2 separate regions of the Homo sapiens genome follow, and region 1 is linked to region 2. A link is an interaction called in ENCODE POLR2A ChIA-PET data of the cell type or tissue named here. Cell type or tissue: A673. All regions are shown on one strand. Each heading gives the region's core, and the rest is flanking DNA. Links, peaks and the distances in the headings are about the cores only. Region 1 overlaps CPT1C (carnitine palmitoyltransferase 1C). Region 2 overlaps NOSIP (nitric oxide synthase interacting protein).

Region 1 (5,374 bases), core at 205-5,204, 130 kb before region 2:
GGAGACAAGGTCTCGCTCTGTCGCCAGGCTGGAGTGCAGTGGTGAGATCTCAGCTCACTGCAGCCTCAACCTCCGGGGCTCAGGTGATCCTTCCACTTCAGGCTCCCGATTAACTGGGGCCACAGGTGCATATCACCATGCCTGGCTAATTTTTAAATTTTGTATATAGACCGGATCTCACTACGTTGCCCTAGGCTGGTCTCGAACTCCTGGCCTAAGCAATTGTCCACCTCGGCCCCACAAAGTGCTGGGATTACAGGCATCAGTCACTGCGCCCAGCCCCTAGGTACAATTATTATCCCACTTTAGTGGAAGCTGAGGCTCAGAGAGGGTAATAACGTGCAGAAGGTCACACAGCAAGGAAGCAATGGTTCCCAGCTCAGTCAGGCGGACTCCAGAAAACATGCTCTTAGCCACTATATTGTTCTGCCTCCATCAGTGGGGACAGGAGAGGGTCTCACCTTTTTGGACCCCTGGAATCCGCGTGGTGTTGAAGATCTTCTCGTACTGGGCAGAGCATAAGGGGCGCATTCCCATCAGCAAAGTCTGCAGGAAACCGTGGGCTGTGAGCTGCCTTCCAGGACCCACGTGGCCCAAAGGCCACAGGACCACACCTCCATCCCTAACCCACTGGGGCCCTCTCACCGGGGGTATCTCCTGGCGGTTCAGGCGGTGGCGGTACAGGAGGAGGGCATGGACGGCATTCCCAGCGCGAGCTGCCTGCAGAGGCGTGGGTGTGACATACAGGAAGTCCTGGGGACCAGGAGAGGGGATGGCAAAACACCCAGGGTCAGGTTTGCCCCCGATGGAGCCACTGACCCAAATACAGGTCCTGACCCCAAAAGAGGGTGGAATGATGAATCCCAGATGGCGCGTCTAGATCCAGGTCACTGAGCATGACCGTCACATTCCGCCCAGGTACCCCCCAACCCTAGACCTGGGGCCTATGAACCTCACCCCTCCCCTTCTCACCATCATGTAATAGTTGCTGTTCACCATCAGCGGATTTCGGGAGCGCAGGTACACAAATTCCTCCCACCAGTCACTGACCTGGGAGCGGGGTGGGGAGACACACAGTGAGGGGCTGGGGCCTGTTGGGGGAGGGACAGTAGGACAGGGAAGGCCCCAGATGCTCCTGCGTCAGGCAGGGAGGATAGAGCCAAAGAAGTCAGCCATCGTAGTCAGTAACTAGCGATCACCTAGAAATCCATCCATGGGGGATCAGTTAGCTAAACCCTGTTATACTCCGGCAGTGGAATATTACATAGCTGGTGGAAATAACAAGGTACAGCTGGGCACGGTGGCTCCCGCCTGTAATCCCAGCACTTTGGGAGGCTAAGCGGGTGGATCACCTGAGGTCAGGTGTTCAAGACCAGCCTGGCCAACATGATGAAACCCTGTCTCTACTAAAAATACAAACATTAGCCACACGTGGTGGTGCACGCCTGTAATCCCGGCTACTCGGTAGCCTGAGGCAGGAGAATCGCTTGAGTCGGGGAGGCAGAGGTTGCAAGGAGCTGAGATCGCACCATTGCACTCCAGCCTGGGCAACAAGAGTGAAACTCCGTCCCCCCCAAAAAAGAAAAACAGAACATAAATGTAAAATTTATAAAACAATAAATATGTGAAATAATATACATATGTGTAAATACATGAAAATTGTGGCCTTGCCAATACCATGATAAAATTCAAACAATGAAAAACACAAAAGAAAGCACTGTGTCACGGTTTAGCTGCTCTTGTAGGGTTTTTTGTTGTTGTTGTTGTACATAAAAAAATGGTGCGTGTGTCACTGGCAGTTGGCTTGGAGGTACAATAAAATATACAGGCTGGGCGCAGTGGCTCACACCTCTTATCTCAGCATTTTGGGAGGCTGAGGTGGGAGGATAGCTTGAGCCTCGGAGTTTGAGACCAGTCTGTGCAACATAGCAAGACCCCATGTCTACAAAAAATTTAAAAATTAGCCAGGCTTAGGGGCACATGCCTGTAGTCCCAGCTACTCAGGAGGCTGAGATGGGAGGATGGCTTGAGTCTGGGAGGTCAAGGCTGCAGTGAGCTTTGATCACGCCACTGCACTACAGCCTGGGTGACAGAGTGAGACCCCTTCCAAGAAAGAAAAAGGAAAGAGAGAGAAAGAGAGAAGGAAGGAAGGAAGGAAGGAAGGGAGGGAGGGAGGGAGGGAGGGAGGGAGGGAGGAGAGAGAGACAGAAAGGGAGGGAGGGGGAGAGAGAGAAAGATAGAGAAAGAAAGAAAGAAAGAGGCCGGGCATGGTGGCTCACGCCTGTAAATCCCAACACTTTGGGAGGCCGAGGCAGGCGGATCACGAGGTCAGGAGGTCGAGACCATCCTGGCTAACACGGTGAAACCCCATCTCTACTAAAAATACAAAAATACAAAAAAAAAAAAAAAGAAATTAGCCAGGTATGGGAGGCTGAGGCAGGAGAATGGCGTGAACCTGGGAGGTAGAGCTTGCAGTGAGCTGAGACGGTGCCAGTGCACTACAGCCTGGGCGACAGAGTGAGACTCCATCTCAAAGAAAAAAAGGAAGGAAGGAGACAGAAAAAAAGGAAGGAAAGAGAGAGAGAAGGCAGGCAGGCAGGCAGGAAAGAAGGTAGGAAAGGAGGGAGGGAGGGAGGGAAGGAAGGGAAGAAAGAAATGAGTGTGTGTGTGTGTGTGTGTGTGTGTGTGTAAACAGAATCTTGTCCAAAAGTGTGAAGAAAAAAATATTTAACCAGAAAAGCAAGGCCTGCATTCCCTTTTACTTCTCCAGATATTTCGTCCCCTTCGCTGGGTTTGACCAACTGAGGCTTCCACATAGCTGCCTCGTGGGGCTCTGCCGGGGACCCTCTTCCCTTCCCCTCTCACTCTTGCTGCAGCTTTTCTCATCCCAGCCCAGTGTCTCAATGACCTACAATGGTAGGTCTCACGGTAGCTTCCTCTGCAGCCTCCCGCCCTCCAGTCTTTCCCCCACACCAAAGCTGACCCTGCCCCTTCCCTGCTCCAAACCCTCCCATGGCTCCCTAGTACCCCCAGGAAAGAGTCCAGGATCCTCAGTCTGGAGTTCAGGCCTCTCCCACCACTCCTCACCATTCAACTCCTTTGGTTTTGTCTTTTTTTTTTTCTTTTCTTTTTTTTTTTTTGAGACAGAGTCTTGCTCTGTGGCCCAGGCCGAAGTGCAGTGGCGCGATCTCAGTTCAGTGCCACCTCTGCCTCCTGGGTTCAAGCAATCCTCCCGCCTCAGCCTCCCGAGTAGCTGGGATTATAGGCGTGTGCGCCACCAGACCTGTTTAATTTTTGTATTTTTAGTAGAGACGGGGTTTCACCATGTTGGCCAGGCTGGTCTTGAACTCTTGACCTCACGTGATCCGCCTGCCTTGGCCTCGCAACCTGCTGGCATTACAGGCGTGAGACATTGCACCAGGGCTAAGTCCTGGAATTCTGGTTCAAACTTTGGAAGATCAAGGGTGAAGCTCAGAATACTGGAGCATCTATACCCCAAACTTCAACATTAAATATATAGAGAGAGCATATATATGTTATGAGCATATATATATAAATAAATATATAAGCCTATATATAAATAAATATATATTTATTTATAATTTATAAATAAATATATATTTATTTATAATTTATAAATAAATAAATATATATTTATAATTTATAAATAAATATATATTTATAATTTATAAATAAATATATATTTATAATTTATAAATAAATATATATTTATAATTTATAAATAAATATATTTAATATATTTATAATATTTATATATTTATTTATAAATTTATATATAAATATATTTATATATAAATTTATAAATATTAATATTTGTATATAAATATAAATATATATATTTATAAATAAATATATATATTTATATATACACTATATATTTATATATAAATAAATATATATACATATATATTTTTATATATATATAAATGTGGAGGTTAGGATATAGATGTATGTGAGCGGGGCTCAGGGTATTGACCCTTGGGGGCTGGGGGCGTGTGGGTTGTGGGCGTGTCGTGGGGCAGGGCGTATAACTCGCAAGTTTAGCAGGCGAGCTCACAACCTTAGCCCTTCAGGTGGGGCGTTGGTGGCGGTGGCGGGACTCACATAATTGGACGCCCACCAGGACTTGAGCCGCAGGTACCACTGCAGCAGCGACGCCTGCAGCCTCAGGAATTCCTGCGCCAGGACCGCGGTCCAGTCGAAGTCCTCGTCGGAGAGGATGGGCCGGACCGACTCCAGGTACTAAAGGGGAGAAGAGGGCAGGTCACGCCCCCGGCCCGCCCCGGCCGCCCCAGCCCGTCTGCGCGCTCCCAGGCCCACCTTGCGCACGGTGTCCTGCACAGAGGGCACGGGCTGGCGTGGCAGGGAGCGCTGGTAACTGAACAGCATCGGGTGGCGGCCAGAGAAGATGCGGACCAGGGCCTGGGGAGGAGGAGTTACCGGGTCATTAACCCCTCACCGGAGCCAGGGAGTTGACGGGGCAGGGGTCGACAGTGGGACAGAAACCCAAAGAGAAGGACACAGAGACTTAAGAGCATCGGAGACCCCAAGAGAGAAAGGAACAGAGACCCAGAGACAGGGGACAGAGACCCAGAGAGAGGGGGACAGAGACCCAGAGAGAGAGGGGGGCAGAGACCCAGAGAGAGTCGGGGGTAGAGACCCAGAGGGGGGGACGGAGACACAGAGAGAGAGGGGGACAGAGACCCAGAGAGAGGGGGACAGAGACCCAGGGACAGAGGAGGACAGAGACCCAGAAAGAGAGGGGGAAGAGACCCAGAGAGAGAGGGACAGAGACCCAGAGAGAGGGGGACAGAGACCCAGAGAGAGGGGAATAGATAAGCGGGTCCCAGGAGAGCCTGAGCAGGGCTATGCCCCTCCCATACCAGCCAGGTCTTGGTGGGGGAGGACATGGCTCCGTGGGGCTCAAGAAGCCAGCCGTGGTAGGACAGAAGCAGCCTCAGGGCCACGTGCAGTGTGAAGATCAGGGCTCCCCACAAACACGAGGCAAACAGCGCGGCTGCCAGGACCCCCCGGAGCCCGTGGTGTTGTCCACCCCTGCGGGGAGAGAAACAGAGGCTGGGCCTGGGTCTCCTGGCCTCAGAACCTCCCTCCCTTCCAGCCCCCTCCAGCCCCTGCGCTGATCTTTTGGCTGTCAGACAGAGAAACCCATTTTTGTCATTTTAGTAGGTGTGAGCTCTGTCACCCCCTCCAGCCCCCTCCCATTGTGGCAGCACCAAGCTTCCAAAGTCACTTTCCATGGAAGTTGGTAGGTGTTTAATAAATGACAGCCATTATTTCTATTGAGGGGACACTTTTTCCTTCCAGCTATCACTACTCTAAGGCAATAGTTCTG
Region 2 (5,374 bases), core at 301-5,300:
CCAGCCTGGGCAAAAGAGCATAACTCCCTCTCAAAAAAAAAAAGCATTAGTGGGATATGATTTACCTAACATATAGTTCACCCATTGAAAATATACAATTCAGTGGTGTTTAGTACGTTGACAGAGTTGTGCAACCATCAACACTATCATTTTAAGAATATTTTCATCACCCAAAAAGAAACCCTGGTACTCATTAGCAGTCATTCCCTATTTCCTCCCAATCCTTCCCACCCCAGTCTTTGGCAGCCACTACTCTGCTATATCTGTGGATTTGCCTAATCTGGGTATTTTGCACAAATGAAACCATAAAATATTATTGTGACTGCCTTCCTTCTTTCATTTAGCATGTTTTCAAGGTTCACCTATGTTGTGGCATGTATCAATACTTCTTTTTTTTTTTTTTTTTCCCGAGACACGGCCTTGCTCTGTTACCCAGGCTGGAGTGCAGTGGTTCGATCATGGCTCACTGCAGCCTCAACCTCCTGGGTTCAAGTGATCCTCCTGCCTTGGCCTCCCAAAGTACTGGGATTACAGGTGTGAGCCATCGGCGCCCAGCCAGCTACTTTATTCTTTTTATGGCTGGATAATATTCCTTTACCCAAGATATACTTCTTTTCTTTTTTTTTCTTTTTTTGAGACAGAGTCTTGCTCTGTCACCCAGGCTGGAGTGCAGTGGCGTGATCTCGGCTCCCAGGTTTGAGCGACTCTCCTGCCTCAGCCTCCCGACTAGCTGGGGCTACAGGCATGCGCTACCACGCCTAGCTAATTTTTGTATTTTTAGTAGAGATGGGGTTTCGCCATGTTGGCCAGGATGGTCTCGATTTCTTGACCTCATGATCCGCCCGCTTTGGCCTCCCAAAGTGCTGGGATTACAGGCATGAGCCACCGCGCCCCGCCTGCATGGATGTATGTTTTTATTTCTATTGGCAGTGGAATTGCTGGGTCAAAAGGTGACTATTTAACCTTTTGAGAAACTGTGACTTTTCCAGAATGGCTGTACCATTTTACATTTCTACCACCAATGTATAAGGGTTCCAGTTTCTCCATATCCACACCAGCACTTATTATTTATCTTTTTGATTATAGTCATTCTAGGGGGTGTGAACTGGTGTCTTTTAACATGCTTATTGGCCATTTGTAGATCTTTGAAGAACTGTCTATTCCAATCCTTTACCCATTTTCAAATTGTGTTAGGTGTCCTTTCATTATTGAGTTGTAAGTTTTTAATATATTCTCACTGCAATTCCCTTATCAGATATCCTGATTTTTTTTTTTTTTTTTTTTTTTTTGAGACAGAGTTTCACTCTTGTTGCCTAGGCTGGAGTGCAATGGTGCGATCTTGGCTCATCACGACCTTCGCCTCCCAGGTTCAAGTGATTGTCCCATTTCAGCCTCCCGAGTAGCTGGGATTACAGGTATGCACCACCACGCCCAGCTAATTTTGTATTTTTAGTAGAGATGGGGTTTCTCCATGTTGGTCAGGCTGGTCTCGAATTCCCAACCTCAGGTGATCCGCCCACCTCGGCCTCCCAAAGTGCTGGGATTACAGGTGTGAGCCACCTCACCTGGCATTTTTTTTTTTTTCCCCAGAGACAAGGTCTCACTCTGTCACTCAGTCTGGAGTGCAGTGGTGCAGTGGCACGATCATAACTCACTGCAGCCTCAACCTCCTGGGATCAAGTGATCCTCCTGCCTCAGCCTCCCAAGTAGCTGGGACCACAGGCGCATGCCACTATGCCCGGCTAATTTTTTAAATTTTGTTTTGTGGAGATGGAGTCTTGCTATGTTGCCCATAGCAAGTTCAAGTCTGGTCTCAAAAACCATGCTGCTGCTGCTTTTTTTTGGTAGAGACAGGGTTTTGGCATGTTGCTCAGGCTGGTCTTGAACTCGTGAGTTCAAGTGATCCTCCTGCCTTTGCCTCCCAAAGCACCCTATCCAGGTATGAGCCACAACAGCCAGGAGATATCTGACTTTTGTAACTGCTACCTGTTTTTGTTCAGCCTGCAAACTAAAAATGGTTTTTAACATTTTTTTTTTATAAGATGGAGTCTCGCTCTGTCGCTCAGGCTGGAGTGCAGTGGCGTGATCTCCGCTCACTGCAAGCTCCACCTCCCGGGTTCATGCCATTCTCCTGCCTCAGCTTCCGGAGTAGCTGGGACTACAGGCGCCCGCCACCACGCCCGGCTAATTTTGTTTTTGTATTATTAGTAGAGACGGGGTTTCACCGTGTTAGTCAGGATGGTCTCAATCTCCTGACCTCACGATCTGCCCGCCTTGGCCTCCCAAAGTGCTGGGATTACAGGCGTGAGCCACTGCGCCTGGCCTGGTTTTTAACGTTTTTACATAACTGGAAAAAACCAAAAGAATGAATTTGGTGACCTATGACAATTATATGTGATTCCGTGTCAGAGTCTAAAAGTAAAGTTTTATTGGAACACAGCCATGCCCGTTTGTGTGTCTGTGGCTGCTTTTATGCTACAGGGGCTGAGTGGAGTACTTACAGGGGCTGTTTGGCCTGCAAAGTTCAAAACATTTACTCTCTGGCCCTTTTTTGTTATTCCCTGCTATATCCTCTGACTTCCTAGAATCAGGAAATTGAATGTAAAGACTTGATTAAATTTCCATTCAGCTGTCAGGTGATTACTTCAGAGCTGGTCGCTTCATGTTGCATACTGCCTGGGTGCCCCATTTTCAGGGGTAGTGAAATTCATTCAGGCTCAGGCAGCATTATAGACTGAATGTCCCCCCCAGATTCGTATATTGAAGCCCTAATTCCCCAAGGTGATTATATTTGGAGGTAGGGCCTTTGTGGAGATAATTAAGGTGAAAGAGTGGGGCCCTAATCTGATGGATTGGTGTCCTTATAATAGGAGGAGGCTGCGCATGGTGGCTCATGCCTATAATCCCAGCACTGTGGGAGGCCAAGGCAGGTGGATCACATGAGATCAGGAGTTCAAGACCAGCCTGGCCAACATGGTGAAACTCTGTCTCTACTAAAAATACAAAAATGAGGCCGGGCGCAGTGGCTCACGCCTGTAATCCCAGCACTTTGGGAGGCCGAGGTGGGCAGATCACGAAGTCAGGAGATAGAGACCATCCTGGCTAACGTGGTGAAACCCCCTCTCTACTAAAAATACAAAAAAATTAGCCGGGCATGGTGGCGGGCGCCTGTAGTCCCAGCTACTCGGGAGGCTGAGGCAGGAGAATGGCATGAACCCTGGAGGCAGAGCTTGCAGTGAGCCGAGATCACGCCACTGCACTCCAGCCTGGGTGACAGAGCGAAACTCCGTCTCAAAAAAAAAAAAAAAAAATTAGCCAGGCATGGTGGTGGACGCCTGTAATCCCAGCTACTTAGGAGGCTGAAGCAGGAGATTCACTTGGGCCTGGGAGGCGAGATCCGCCGCTGCACTCCAACCTAGGTGACAAAGTGAGACTCCTCCCAAAAAACAGAAGGAGACACCAGAGAGCTTTCTCTCTGCCACTGAAGATAGCCATCTGCAAACCAGGAAGAGGGTGTCACCAGAACCCCACAATGCTGGTAGCCTGAACTTAGACTTCCAGCCTCAGGAACTGGAGAAAATAGGTCTGTTGTTTAAGCCACCCAGAGTGGTGTTTTGTTATGGCAGCTGGAGCAGACTGAGACAGGTGGCAGCCATCGAAAACCGCATTGTAAAGCTACAACTGTGTATTTTCCAGTAGCAAGAATTAGCATCCTGTGACTATCCAGGCCCCATCAGCCTCTCCTTTAATGCCATCCATCAACAATCATTGCCTGAGTCAGCTATTTCACCAGAGGTTGCAAAATGGCAGTTTTCCTATTCTCCCATTTCTCTTACACTTAGTCTGAATAATTTGGTTTTTGTCTTGAGTCATGTCCAAGAAGCAGTTGAAGAGAGTGACTTAATCAAACTTCCATTCTGAAAAGCCCCCCTGAGGCTGGTTTGTCAAGGAATAGACTGAGGAAGAGGCCAATTTCTCCAAGCTTCAATTTTCCTACCTATTAAATGAGCAAGACTGGGCGCGGTAGCTCATGCCTGTAATCCCAGCACTTTGGGAGGCCGAGGTAGTAGATCACCTGAGGTCAGGAGTTCAAGACCCAGCCTGGCCAACATGGTGAAACCCCGTCTCTACTAAAAATACAAAAAAAGTATCTAGGCATGGTGGTGTGTGCTTGTAATCCCAGCTACTTGGGAGGCTGAGGCAGGAGAATCACTTGAACCTGGGAGGTGGAGGTTGCAGTGAGTCAAGATCGTGCCACTGCACTCCAGTCCGGGTGACAGAGTGAGACTCCGTCTCCAAAAAAAAAAAAAAAAAAATACTTCAGTCCTGGTGACAGTGAGACTGTCTCCAAAATAAATACATACATACATACATACATACATAAAATAAAATAAATGGGCAGAACGTGGGGAGGTTGTCATGAGGACCGAATGTGTTCACATGTGGAAAGTGCTTCCCACAAGGTCTGATTCTTAAGGGGTTGAAGGATGTGATGATTACTTCTGTTCTTCCAGTGCTTCTGTGATTCACATGTTACTAATGAATTATTAGTGTATTAATGGCATGATGTCATGGCTGCATGGTTAGTTCATTGCTAACCCACCTCCCCTGGCCCTAGGATTGGAGGTGGTTCATTGATTCTATCATGACATCTCTGAGACCTCCCAGGTGCCAGGCAATGCTGGGACCCAGGCTGAAGTTCAACCCAGGCCCCACCAACCAGGGCCCCTACTCTGGAGCCGAAATACCGAGGGACGGGCTGTAACGGAGGTAGCTCAGGGCACGGTCAAGTGCAAGGAGAACCTAACTGATCCCGGAGAGGCAGGCTTCTTGGAGGAGGCAAACCTTGGCAGTGCTCTGGAGGAGAAAGGAGACAGGATTTCAGGGGAGGACAAGACACACACTAGCTGTCTGATCCACTCCCAGAGTTCAGCACAGTGCCTGAGGCCGCCTGCAGCCAGCTGGCACAGTGGATGGTCAAAGCCACAGGTGCTTGGATCAAACACAGCTGTAGGACTCACTAGCTGCATAACCTAGGGCACCGCCTCTGTGCCTCTCTTCATTTATAGCAACTATTTGAGGTGCTGTGATATTCAGTGGAGTGTTGTGATATTCGACCGTTTGAGGTGTTATGATATTCAGTAAAATGCTTAGAGCCAGGGTCTGCTTCAGAGCCGGGCTTTTTTTTTTTTTTTTTTTTTGAGACACAGTCTTGATCTGTTGGCCAGGCTGGAGTGCAGTGGCCCGATCTTGGCTCACTGCAACCTCTGCCCCCAGGTTCAAGCGATTCTCCTGCCTCAGCCTCCCGAGTAGCTGGGACTACAGGCACCTGCCACCACACCCAGCCAATTTTTGCATTTTTAGTAGAGACAGG

Evidence for each region. ChIA-PET counts read pairs that join two places held together with the same protein. Peaks named below come from ENCODE experiments on the same cell type or tissue, not always from the same donor. Only the 100,000 strongest peaks of a DNase experiment are listed, where the experiment ranks them.
Region 1: POLR2A ChIA-PET joins it to region 2 with 10 read pairs; 7 of 35 experiments call an interaction of 5 or more read pairs at or near these places.

What each region holds. Positions count from the first base shown.
Region 1 is chr19:49,700,386-49,705,759 of GRCh38, reverse strand. It overlaps CPT1C (carnitine palmitoyltransferase 1C), which reads right to left. Exons shown (of 20, transcript NM_001199753.2): 5 at 4,905-5,076; 6 at 4,342-4,443; 7 at 4,126-4,263; 8 at 973-1,050; 9 at 646-753; 10 at 462-546. Among named protein-coding and RNA genes, the nearest start is that of CPT1C, 12 kb to the right of the region's middle. In A673, for the core only: no CTCF peak of the experiment used is centred there; no DNase peak of the experiment used is centred there.
Region 2 is chr19:49,572,800-49,578,173 of GRCh38, reverse strand. The region is part of intron 1 of NOSIP (nitric oxide synthase interacting protein); the gene reads left to right. Among named protein-coding and RNA genes, the nearest start is that of NOSIP, 5.1 kb to the left of the region's middle. In A673, for the core only: no CTCF peak of the experiment used is centred there; no DNase peak of the experiment used is centred there; H3K4me3 peaks cover 512 bases; H3K27ac peaks cover 3,366 bases.